2 separate regions of the Homo sapiens genome follow, and region 2 is linked to region 1. A link is an interaction called in ENCODE POLR2A ChIA-PET data of the cell type or tissue named here. Cell type or tissue: CD4-positive, alpha-beta T cell. All regions are shown on one strand. Links, peaks and the distances in the headings refer to the core of each region. The heading gives the core; the rest is flanking DNA.

What was found. Peaks named below come from ENCODE experiments on the same cell type or tissue, not always from the same donor. Only the 100,000 strongest peaks of a DNase experiment are listed, where the experiment ranks them.
Region 2: POLR2A ChIA-PET joins it to region 1 with 8 read pairs; 2 of 35 experiments call an interaction of 5 or more read pairs at or near these places.

The regions. Positions count from the first base shown.
Region 1 is chr1:51,687,480-51,692,867 of GRCh38, forward strand. All of the region lies in intron 3 of OSBPL9 (oxysterol binding protein like 9), which reads left to right. Among named protein-coding and RNA genes, the nearest start is that of OSBPL9, 73 kb to the left of the region's middle. In CD4-positive, alpha-beta T cell, for the core only: no CTCF peak of the experiment used is centred there; a DNase peak (open chromatin) is centred at 3,372.
Region 2 is chr1:52,258,732-52,264,119 of GRCh38, forward strand. It overlaps ZFYVE9 (zinc finger FYVE-type containing 9), which reads left to right. Exons shown (of 19, transcript NM_004799.4): 5 at 5,042-5,141. Among named protein-coding and RNA genes, the nearest start is that of CC2D1B, 100 kb to the right of the region's middle. In CD4-positive, alpha-beta T cell, for the core only: no CTCF peak of the experiment used is centred there; no DNase peak of the experiment used is centred there.

The DNA.
Region 1 (5,388 bases), core at 309-5,308:
AGGCAAGGAAAAGCTTCACAGAAGAGATAATGTTTGATGTGGGTTTTGAAGGATGAAATAGAGGTGGAGATTGGCAAGGCTGGAAGTGGAAAGAAGGATCACTTAGCAACCTGCAGAGAAAGGGGCAGCACATTCTAAGCAAAGGGAACCGTGTATGCACAAGCTTGGAAGTGTGGAAAAGGATGACCTGTTTGAGAAATGTAAGAAGTGTCCTATATTTTAGAATACACGGGAGGTGAGGAGAAGGAGGCTTGAGTTGAGCTGGAACTAGATAGATCATCAAAGATCTCATACACCAGAATGATAGGTTAAAACACCTTTTCTGTAAATTAGGAAAGGGCAATTTTAGTCAGGGAAGCCTCCTCGTCACATTTGTGGCTCAGAGGGAACACTAGGAACCAGAGTGAAGAGAAGTGAGATTGGAGACAAGGAGCCTAGTGTGGAGCTTACTGCAGAGGCTCTGGTGAGAGATGGTGAAGGTTTGAACCAAGGCAGTAACGGTGGTTGCTTTTACTTACACAGGGTACATCCTGATTGTCAATGGATGGACTATGAATGGAACATGACTATTCGAAGTATAAAAATTGACGCTTGACCATGTTCTCTCTGTGGGAGTTTTTAGGTAGCTTACAAAACTTTTGAGGAATTTACATTTTCAACTAATGAGATAAATCAGGGTAATGCCATAAATGCAATGTGCAGTTGAATTTTAGCAATGTGGACAGGTTGGTTCATGGTAGAGAGAAGTGAATCTGAGCCATAGCCTATCTGAAAAGAAATACCTTTTCTAGCTTTATATATAGAAACTAGAACTAAGTTTAACATTGTTGTCTAATATATATTTTTTGGCATGTCATCAAGAATTTCTTGGGCCAGGCATGGTAGCCTATGCCTGTAATCTCAATACTATGGGAGTTTGAGTCAGGAGGATTGCTCAAGCCCAGGAGTTCAAGACCAGCCTAAGCAAAGAGGCGAGATCCTTTTGAAATTACCAGGGCATGGTGTTATGCATCTATAATCCTAGCTACTTGGGAGGCTGAGGTGGGAGGATCACTTGAATCTAGGAGTTCGAGGCTGCTGTGAGCTATGATTGTGTCAGTGCACACCAGCCTGGGCAACAGAGCAAGATCCTGTCTCTAAAAAATAAAAATAAACTAAAAAAATTTTTTAAAAGAATTTTAAAAAAGTTTTTACATTTTGTACTTAATGAATTTGATTTAAGCATAGTGATTTGGTATAAATCATTGTAAGTCCTAAATGTAGGGAGGGCTGAATCAGTGACATTTTACTATATATAGATTGTGTTTTATGAGATGGAGTTAAAGCTTGTGGAGTGTACTTGGATTATGTCTGAGTTTATATTGCAGCCTTGGTCTAGGACTATATGCTCTCTGAAAGAAAGGTGAAGATATTATATTAACAGCTTATGCTAAATATAGAGAAGGGAGGAAGTAGCTTACTGCTAGTTCTTTGCCCTGAGCAGAAGTCCTTGGAAAGCTACTGAGGGCAAAGAGTGAAGCCTTCAGAAAGGTTGTTTACCAGGAATATTATAAGATTATAATGCAGAAATACCTTCACTCTACCTTATACCCTGAAGAAATATTTGCATATTCTTTTTAAGTCTAAAGGGCTTCCTTACCTGCAATGTGTAAGGAATAACATCTGTTTTCAGAAAATTCTCTAAACATTTTATTTATAGTAACATAAATCAGTCATGGTAATTTCTTATAATGTGGTTCTGTTACTCTGTTAGGCCACATCTGTTTTGGCTTTGCTTGCCTTGGAAGCCAACAAAAGAATTCAGTAGCAAATTCTTTTTTCCTATAGATTTATATTTTTGGCCTTGCTTTAGTTTCTTTCCTGAATTTTCTAACAGGCATTTTTTTTTCTTTCTTTCCTTTCATTGACTTACTCAAAAGTTGAATGATGTGTAATATTCTTCCTTTCTGAAACTCTTAGCCTTGGTAATCAATGGGCAGGTATTTTTGAAGTTCTATATTTTCCCTCATGAATTGAGATTTAGCTTTAGCTTCTTCTAATTACCTCCTGTCATTCTTCTTTCTCTTTTCTTCCCCAGAATATGTTAAAGATATATTTTACATTTTGGCTTTCCCTGGAGAAGGAAGGTTAATATTCAATAAAACCTCTTTTAATAAGATTCTTGCAGAGGTCAAGTTTACCAAATTTCAGGATTAGTTGAGTCTGAGACTCTTCCAGCCCCAAATAAAATTTTGGTAACCTACCACCTCCTAATCTGATTTTCTTCCTGTTTTCTCTATGTTATAAAACAGCACTTCATTTACCCAATTAGCCAAATTTGAAGCCTTCTGTTTCCCTAAGTCTACATTCCCTACATTCCTCTCTGTATCTGATGAGTTACCATGTCCATTGGATTCCATCTTTTCTTTATCTCCTGTCAATGACATGACCCAGGTTCATTCTTTCTATAGCTTTTTAAGCTTCCTGTTCTCCCTTTTTCTGGATTCTTTTCTGCCAAAGCAACCTCCTTATTGACATTTGAGTGAATTCTCTAAAACCATCCTATTTCTAACATTTTTGTAGTCCTTTCGGTATTATATTAATGTATCTTAAAGATTAAAAACTCAAATCCTGATTTTTCTAGATTTCAAAATTAAGAAATAATGACCTAAGATTAGGCCTTCTCTGAAGCCTAGAGTTAAAATAGGAAATATTTACTGTAGGAGCTACATTTTTTAGGATATATTTACAGATAAATTTGGTGAGGCTTTCCATTGACTAGTAATAATTTAACTAAGAAGCATGTGATTTTAGAATGAACTGAAAAGAACCCATTAATCTACATTTGGTTTTCATTGTCTGCTTTGAGTGAATCACTGATACCTGGTTGCCCACTACAGTGCTGACTTTGTTCCAGAGACTCACAGCATTGCCTCATATTGTCGAAGTGGAAGTTGTGGGGGAGGAACACTTGTGTAAATATTTGCCTGCATTTTATCTGACAGTTTTGGAGACTTCAGCTAAAACTATTCATAAATTGTTGAAAGATCCAATTGTGGCAGCTTTAAAAGGATCATTAAGCAAAAATAAAGATTTCTTAGGAAATCTAATTTTAGTCTCTAAATATAATAATGGAACCCTGCACTGAATAATAAATTAGTGGATCATCATTCCTCATTCAGCAAATATTTATTGAGCACCTATATGGGTGGCATTATTCTAGGGGCTTGGGATACATCAATATATAAAACAGATAAAGATCCCTGCCTTTGTAGAGCTTATATTTCAGAAGCAGGAGGGAGAAATAAACATGAATAAGTATACAATCATGTGTTGCTTAATGATGGTGATCGGTTCTGGGAAATGCGTCATTAGACAGTTTCATCATTGTGCCAACATCACAGTGTGTACTTACACAAACCTAGATGGGATAGCCTAATGTACACCTAAGCTACATGAGATAGCCTATTGTTCCTAGGCTACAAGCCTGTAGAGTATTACTGAAGTAAATACTGTAGATAGTTGTAACACAATGATAAGTATCTGTGTATTTAAACATAGAAAAGATACAGTAAAAATATAGCATAAAAGATAAAAAATGGTATGCCTGTATAGGGCACTTACCATGAACGGAGCTTGCAGGATTGGAAGTTGCTCTGGGTGAGTCAGTAAGTGAGTGGTGAGTGAATGTGAAGGCCTTGGACATTACTGTGTACCACTGTAGATTTTATAAACACTGTACACTTAGGTTACACTAGATTTATTTAAAAATTTTTTCTTTCTTCAATAATAAACTAACCTTAGCTTGCTGTAACTTTTTTTTTTTTTTTTTTTTTTTTGAGATGGAGTCTCACTCTGTCGCCCAGGCTGGAGTGTGGTGGCATGATCTCGGCTCACTGCAACCTCTGACTCCTGGGTTCAAGCGATTCTCCTGCCTCAGCCTCTTGAGTAACTGGGATTACAGGCGAGCGCCACCATGCCCGGCTAGTTTTTGTATTTTTAGTAGACACGGGGTTTCACTAGCCTAATGTACACCTAAGGCTGGTCTCGAACGCCTGACCTTGTGATCCACCTGCCTCGGCCTCCCAAAGTGCTGGGATTACAGGCTTGAGCCACCGCACCCAGCCATTAGCTTGCTGTAACTTTTTTTACTGGATAAGCTTTTTAATTTTTTTAACTTCATGTCTCTTTTGTAATAATACTTAGCTTAAAACACAAACATATTGTATAGTTATAAAAATATTTTCTTTATATCCTTATTCTCTAAGCTTTTTTCTATTTAAGATTTTTTTTTATGTTTTAAAGTTTGTTTTTTTTTAAATGAAGATACAAACACACACATGATCCTAGGCCTACACAGGGTCAGGAACTTTAATATCACTGTCTTCTGCCTCCACATCTTGTCCCGCTGGAAGGTTTTCAGGGGCAATAACAGGCATAGAGCTATCATCTCCTATGATAACAATACCTTCTTCTGGAATACCTCCTGAAGGACCTGCCTGAGGCTGTTTTACAGCTTTAAAAAATAAATAAATAGAAGGCATACACTCTAAAATAAAGATAAAAAGGCTGAGTGCAGTGGCTCACACTTACAATCCCAGCACTTTGGGAGGCCAGGCAGGAGGATTGCTTGAGTCCACGAGTTTGAGATCAGCCTGGGCAACATAGCGAGACCCTGTGTCTACAAATAATTTTTAAATATTAGCCAGGCGTGGTAGCATGCACCTTGTATTCTCAGCTACTAAGAAGGCTGAGGTGAGAGAATCGCTTGAGCCTGGGAGGTCAGGGCTGCTGCAGTGAGCTCTGATTGTGCCACTGCACTCTAACCTGGGCAACAGAGTAAGACCTCGTCTGAAATAAATAAGTATAAAGTAAAATAATGTTAAAAAGTATAGTATAGTAAATACATAAACCAGTCACATTGTCATTTATTATCATTATCAAGCATTATAACCATACATGTCTGTACATGCCATACTTTTTTATGACTGGCAGAGCAGTAGATTTGTTTACACCAGCATTGCCACAAACGCCCTGCAAAGTTAGGACAGCATCAGGGTGGCTATGTCACTAGGTGATAGGAATTACAATCTTACAGGACCACTGTCATATATGCAATCCCTCCCTCCCTCCTTTTCTTCCTTTTCCTTTCTCTCTCTCCTTCCTTCCTTCCTTCCTTGCCCTCCCTCCCTCCCTTCCTTTCTTTCTTCTTTTTTTTTTTTTTTCCAGGTTCTTGCTATGTCACTCAGGCTGGAGTACAGTGGCATGATCATGGCTCACTGCAGCCTTGATCTCCTGGGCTTAGCAATCCTCCTACCTTACCCTCCCAAAGTGATGGGATTACAGGAGTGAGCCACTGCACCCCGCCTGCAGTCTGTCTTTGACTAAATGTCATTGCAGTCCATGACT
Region 2 (5,388 bases), core at 147-5,146, 570 kb after region 1:
GTTGAAGAGTCATCTACTTTTCTAGCTAACTCCTGTGCTTTCCTCTAATCTCATTGGAAACGTAAAGGATCTCTCTATACTGTTCTTCGGCCTGTGGGATATTGAGAAAGATGGGTATTCTTGGGTTCTTCTGTGTTTACTCCATTTGCTGCTCCCTTGCTTGCTTTTTTTTTTTTAAGATACTTTGTTTTTTATTCAAAAATCATTATTTGAGATTATTGTCCCAAAGCCTAACTCACTACTTCTGAATGTTCCCAACTATATTAGTTTGCTACAGTTAGCAAAATACCACAAATTGGGCAGCTTAAGCAGAAATTTATTATCTCACAGTTATTAGAAGTCTGAAATTAAGGTGATAGCAGGGTTGGTTCCTCCTGGGGGCTGTACGGAAAAGATCTCTTCCATGTCTCTCTCCTTGGTTTGTAGATCGACATCTTCATGTTCATATGGTGGTGTTCTTGTATGTATACCTGTGTCCATATTTGCCTCTTTTATAAGGGTATCAGTCATGTTGGATTAGGAGACTACCCTAATCACTTCATTTTGATTACCTCTGTAGAGACCCTATCTTCAAATAAGGTCACATTCTAAGGTGTTAGGAGTTAAGACTTCAGCTTAAGTATTTGTGGGGGATACAGTTCAACCCATAAAAGCAACTAATTTTTTTAAATTTTTTTCTAATTTAAAAAGTACAGAAAAAACTAATCAAAATAAAATAAAAATATCCCAATACAACATTTAAAAAATTATATAAAGTAAAAGGAGAGAAAAGATAGCCAGCTGTGGTGGCTCATGCCTGTAATCCCAGCACTTTGGGAGGCCCAGGCGGGCAGATCACTTGAGGTCAGAAGTTCGAGACCAGCCTGGCCAACATGGCGAAACCCTGTCTCTACTAAAAAAAAAAAAAAAAAAAAAAATCGCTGGGCATGGTGGTGCACACCTGTAATCCCAGCTGTTCAGGAGGCTGAAGCACCAGAATCGCTTGAACCTGGGAGGAAGAGGTTGCAGTGAGCTGAAATGGTGCCACTGCACTCCAGCCTGGGCGACACAGCAAGACTGTGTCTAAAAATAAAAAAGAAAAAGGCCCTACTTCCATTCCAATCTCATCCTCCAACTTGACTATATTTTTCTTTTCCATGTCAATCGGTACATACAGAACTATTTCATTCTTTTTATGGGAACGGGATTCCATTTTATGGGTATACTGCAGTTTAATTAGCTGTTACACTACTGATGAACACTTGGGTTGTTTACAACTTTTATTATAAACAATATGGAGATAATTCTTGTGTAGATCTCTTTGCACATGTGGATGTTTTCAGTAGTGTAAAATTTTAAAACTGTGTGCTGAGTCATACTGAATAAACACTTCCAATTTTAAAAGATATTGTCAAATTAACCTACCAGCGTATATTACTACCAGCAGAATCTAAGAGCTATACCCTCACCACCGTTAGATATTATCAGTGTTTAAAAAAAAAATCTTTGCTAGTCTCATAGTAAAAACATACTATAAAACTCATTGTTTTATTTTGTCATGTGTGGTATTTACTATATCTGTTGGCCATTTTATTTATTTTTTCTGTGTATTTACCAATGTGAGTTCTTTGCCTTATTTCCTTGGAGGTATTTGTTGGTTATTGAAGCTCATGTTTTTATCATAAATTAATTTTTTTGTAATAATTGTAGTAGCTCATTAAGGTTTCCCAAATCCATTCTTATTCTCTTCCTTTTTTTTCTCCCTACACTGTGCCCATACAGATCTGATCATGTCTTTCTCTTTGATTAAAATGCTTAAGTGGGGGCTGGGCACGGTAGTTCACATCTGTAATCCCAGCACTTTGGGAGGCTGAGCCGGGCAGATCACCTGAGGTCAGGAGTTCAAGACCAGCCTGACCAACCTGGTGAAACCCCATCTCTACTAAAAATACAAAAATTAGCTGGGCATGGTGGCACACACCTGTAATCCCAGCTACTTGGGAGGCTGAGGCAGGAGAATGGCTTGAACCCTAGAGGCGGAGGTTGCAATGAGCTGAGATCACACCATTGCACTCCAGCCTGGGCGACAGAGCAAGACTCTAGCTCAAAGAAAAAAAAATGCTTAAGGGCTTTCCCATTGCTCTATTAAAAAGGTCAAAACAGATCCTACAGAGCCTTTGCTTGGTCTGGCCTCAGCATATTCCATGCATCCCTTAACTCTTGGGGCCTCAAGCCATATTAACTTTTTTTAGTTATTTGGTGGGTCCATGCTTCTTCCCCTAATAGGAACTGTGTACATACTATTTCCTCTACTATTACTGTCTCTTCTTGGCACCTCTTTGTTCACAGAAAACTCTTACCCATCCTTCAGATTTGATGTCTTGTCATTTCCTAAATCTTCCCTGACCTTGCCAATCTAGGCTAGAGCCTAGATTACATGATCTTATTTCACCATTTACCACTTTTGAAACACGTGATTTATATTCACTTGTATGGTTTTTCTTTTTCTTTCTTTCTTTTTTTTTTTTTTTTTTGAGACAGGGTTTTGCTGTGTTACCCAGACAGGAGTGCAGTGGCCATTCACAGGTGCAGTCATAGTGTAGTGTGTCTTCAAACTCCTGGCTTCAAGCCATCTTCCTGCCTCAGCCTCCCATGTAGCTGGGACAATAGGTGTACTCCTCTATGCCCAGCCTTGTGTTATTATTTGATTTTAGGTTATAACCTGAAACCCTTGCACTAAATTGCATTGCATGAAGGCAAGGACCATGTCCGTTTTGTTTTCTGCCACATCCCCATTGGGTAGCTTGGTGCCCAGTACATAGTAAGAGTTCATATATTTGTGGAATAAATGAGTGAATGATGGATTCTTGGTTTTGTCTCTTTATTAGAAAGGTTATTGAAGGATTTTAAGAAATTTAACATTATTAGATTTATTTTTTAGAAAGTTCAGTCTTTGTTTGGAAGATTAATTGGAAAGGCAGATGTGAAGATTAGGAGAACAGTTAGGTTATCATCATGATCGTTTAGTCCTCAGATAATAACAGCCTGAACAGAGGCAGCAATGTTAGAGATAGGAGAAGATGTGATTTTGGAAGAACAATTTCAGAGGAAAACTAACAGGACTTAATGACTGACTGGATGTGGTCATGGCGAGGGAGAAGGAAAAGTCAAGACTCAAAATTTAAATGAAATATGTAATTTAGTATGAAGTAGTATTACAGAGTAGTTAACTATAGAGCCATTGCAGTCATACAGATTAATCATGTAATTTACTAGCTGTATGACCCTGGTAATTTTACTTAATGTCTTAGTCCATTCGGGCTGCTATAACAAAATACCATAGACTAGATGGCTTATAAATAACAGAGATTTGTTACAGTCTGGAGCCTGGTAAGTCCAAGATCAAGGCAACGGTAGATTTGGTATCTGGCGAGGGCCTGCTTACTTATAGACAGCTGTGTTCTCACTCTAACTTCACAGGGCAGAAGGGTGAGGAGTCTCCCTCAGGCTTCTTTTATAGGGCACTAATCCCATATGCCCCACTACCTAATACCATCTCTTTTGGGGTTAAGATTTCAACATAGGAGTTTTGGAACATTCATCTGTTTACCTAACTGCTAATTGTAAATGAGTGTCTTCATGGAATTTTTGAGGTTAAATGTAACACATGTAAAGTGCCTAGTAGTCATATAGTTTGCTGTGAACTTGAGGAAGTCATTTAACCATCTAAACTCAGTTTCTTCTGATAGAAAATAAGGATAATATGTATACCCTTTGTTCTCCCTGTATCACAGGGATATCTCCCTATATCACATTTAAGAATGTCAAGCCCTATAAAAATTGTAAACTGATAACAGTCATAGTAACTAGATATTAATTATACATAGAAGGATGGGAGATATCGAGCTTAACTTAGACTTTAATATGACCCCTCATCTCTTGGTTCAACTTTGTAAAGTATAGGATGCTTCTTGGCTGTAAAAACTGAAGAAGTAGAATTTATCCTACTGGGAACAGGCTTTTGCCACTGTAAGGCTCTATGTGGTAAATGACTGATGAGTTCTCAAGAAAATAAATCTGGCCGGGTGTGGTGGCTCACGCCTGTAATCCCAGCACTTTGGGAGGCCGAGGTGGGTGGATCACTTGAGTTCAGGAGTTTGAGACTAGCCTGGCCAACATGGTGAAACCCCGTCTCTTCTAATAATACAAAAAAAAATTAGCCAGGCGTGGTGGCTTACACCTGAAGTCCCAGCTACTCAGGAGGCTCAGGCAGAAGAATCACTTGAACCCAGGAGGTGGAGGTTGCAGCAGTGAACCAAGATCGCACCACTGCACTCCAGCCTGGGCCACAGAGTCAAATTGTGTCTCAAAAAAAAAAAAAAAAAAAGAAAAGAAATCTTAACAGGAACAAAGGAGATTGTTGTTGCCTGGTGTAGAGGGGAGAAGGAAGTGAGATTACCAGGAACCAAGCCCAGAAGGTGGAAATTGGCATGGCAGATTTTGATTGCCTGCTGTGATTTCCTGTAGCTAAAGCAGTGCGTTTGTTTATGATTGAGTTGTATATATTGACCCTTGGCCTTCATAGCAAAAACAGTGAAAACAGCTGGTATAGTTATTATTCCACATATAAGGATAGTAACAAACAGAAGTTAAAACACAGAAATTCCAATCTTTGTTTATTTCATCCTGCTATAATTCCTTTCCAAACGGAAATAGCACATGTAACTATCTTTCAACACCCATGTTAGGTGATTGTGTGCATAGAAATCTTGCCTAGGGGTAATTCAGGTGGTTTTTTCCCCACTGCTGTATATTTGCCACGTGATCTTAGTTAAGATTTTTATTTTCAGCCAATGTTTCCCATTTCTTTATTGTTGACAGACTTGTAATCTCACTCTTGCTTTTGAATTACCCAACTTCCTGAACTACATTTTCTTTGAAACTTTAGTATTGTAGTTTAATAAGGTTCACTGACAATCAGTGTTTGTCAATATTGGTTCACTCTCTTTGCATGGCAATCCCAAGTAAATTTTGTGTGTTCTTCCCCCCCCCCCCCCCACAGGTTTTCTGTGCTTCCTGCTGTAGCCTGAAATGTAAACTGTTATACATGGACAGAAAGGAAGCTAGAGTGTGTGTAATCTGCCATTCAGTGCTAATGAATGGTAAGTATTAAAACAGGTTGATTTCATAGTTATTGAGACAAAACAAGGGAATTACGATGAGAAGACTTTTTTCCCCCTGCCTTTCTTTACAAGTTGCTCACCTTCTCAAATGTCATAACTTTAACTGAAAATATTTAGCTAAATTTCCATGTTTTGAAAGTATCTTAGCATTTCAGAATTCCTGTGCCTAATTTAATGAATAAATGCTAAAGCCAGGTAAGTTTTGCAGGAATAATGGAAGTTCTTT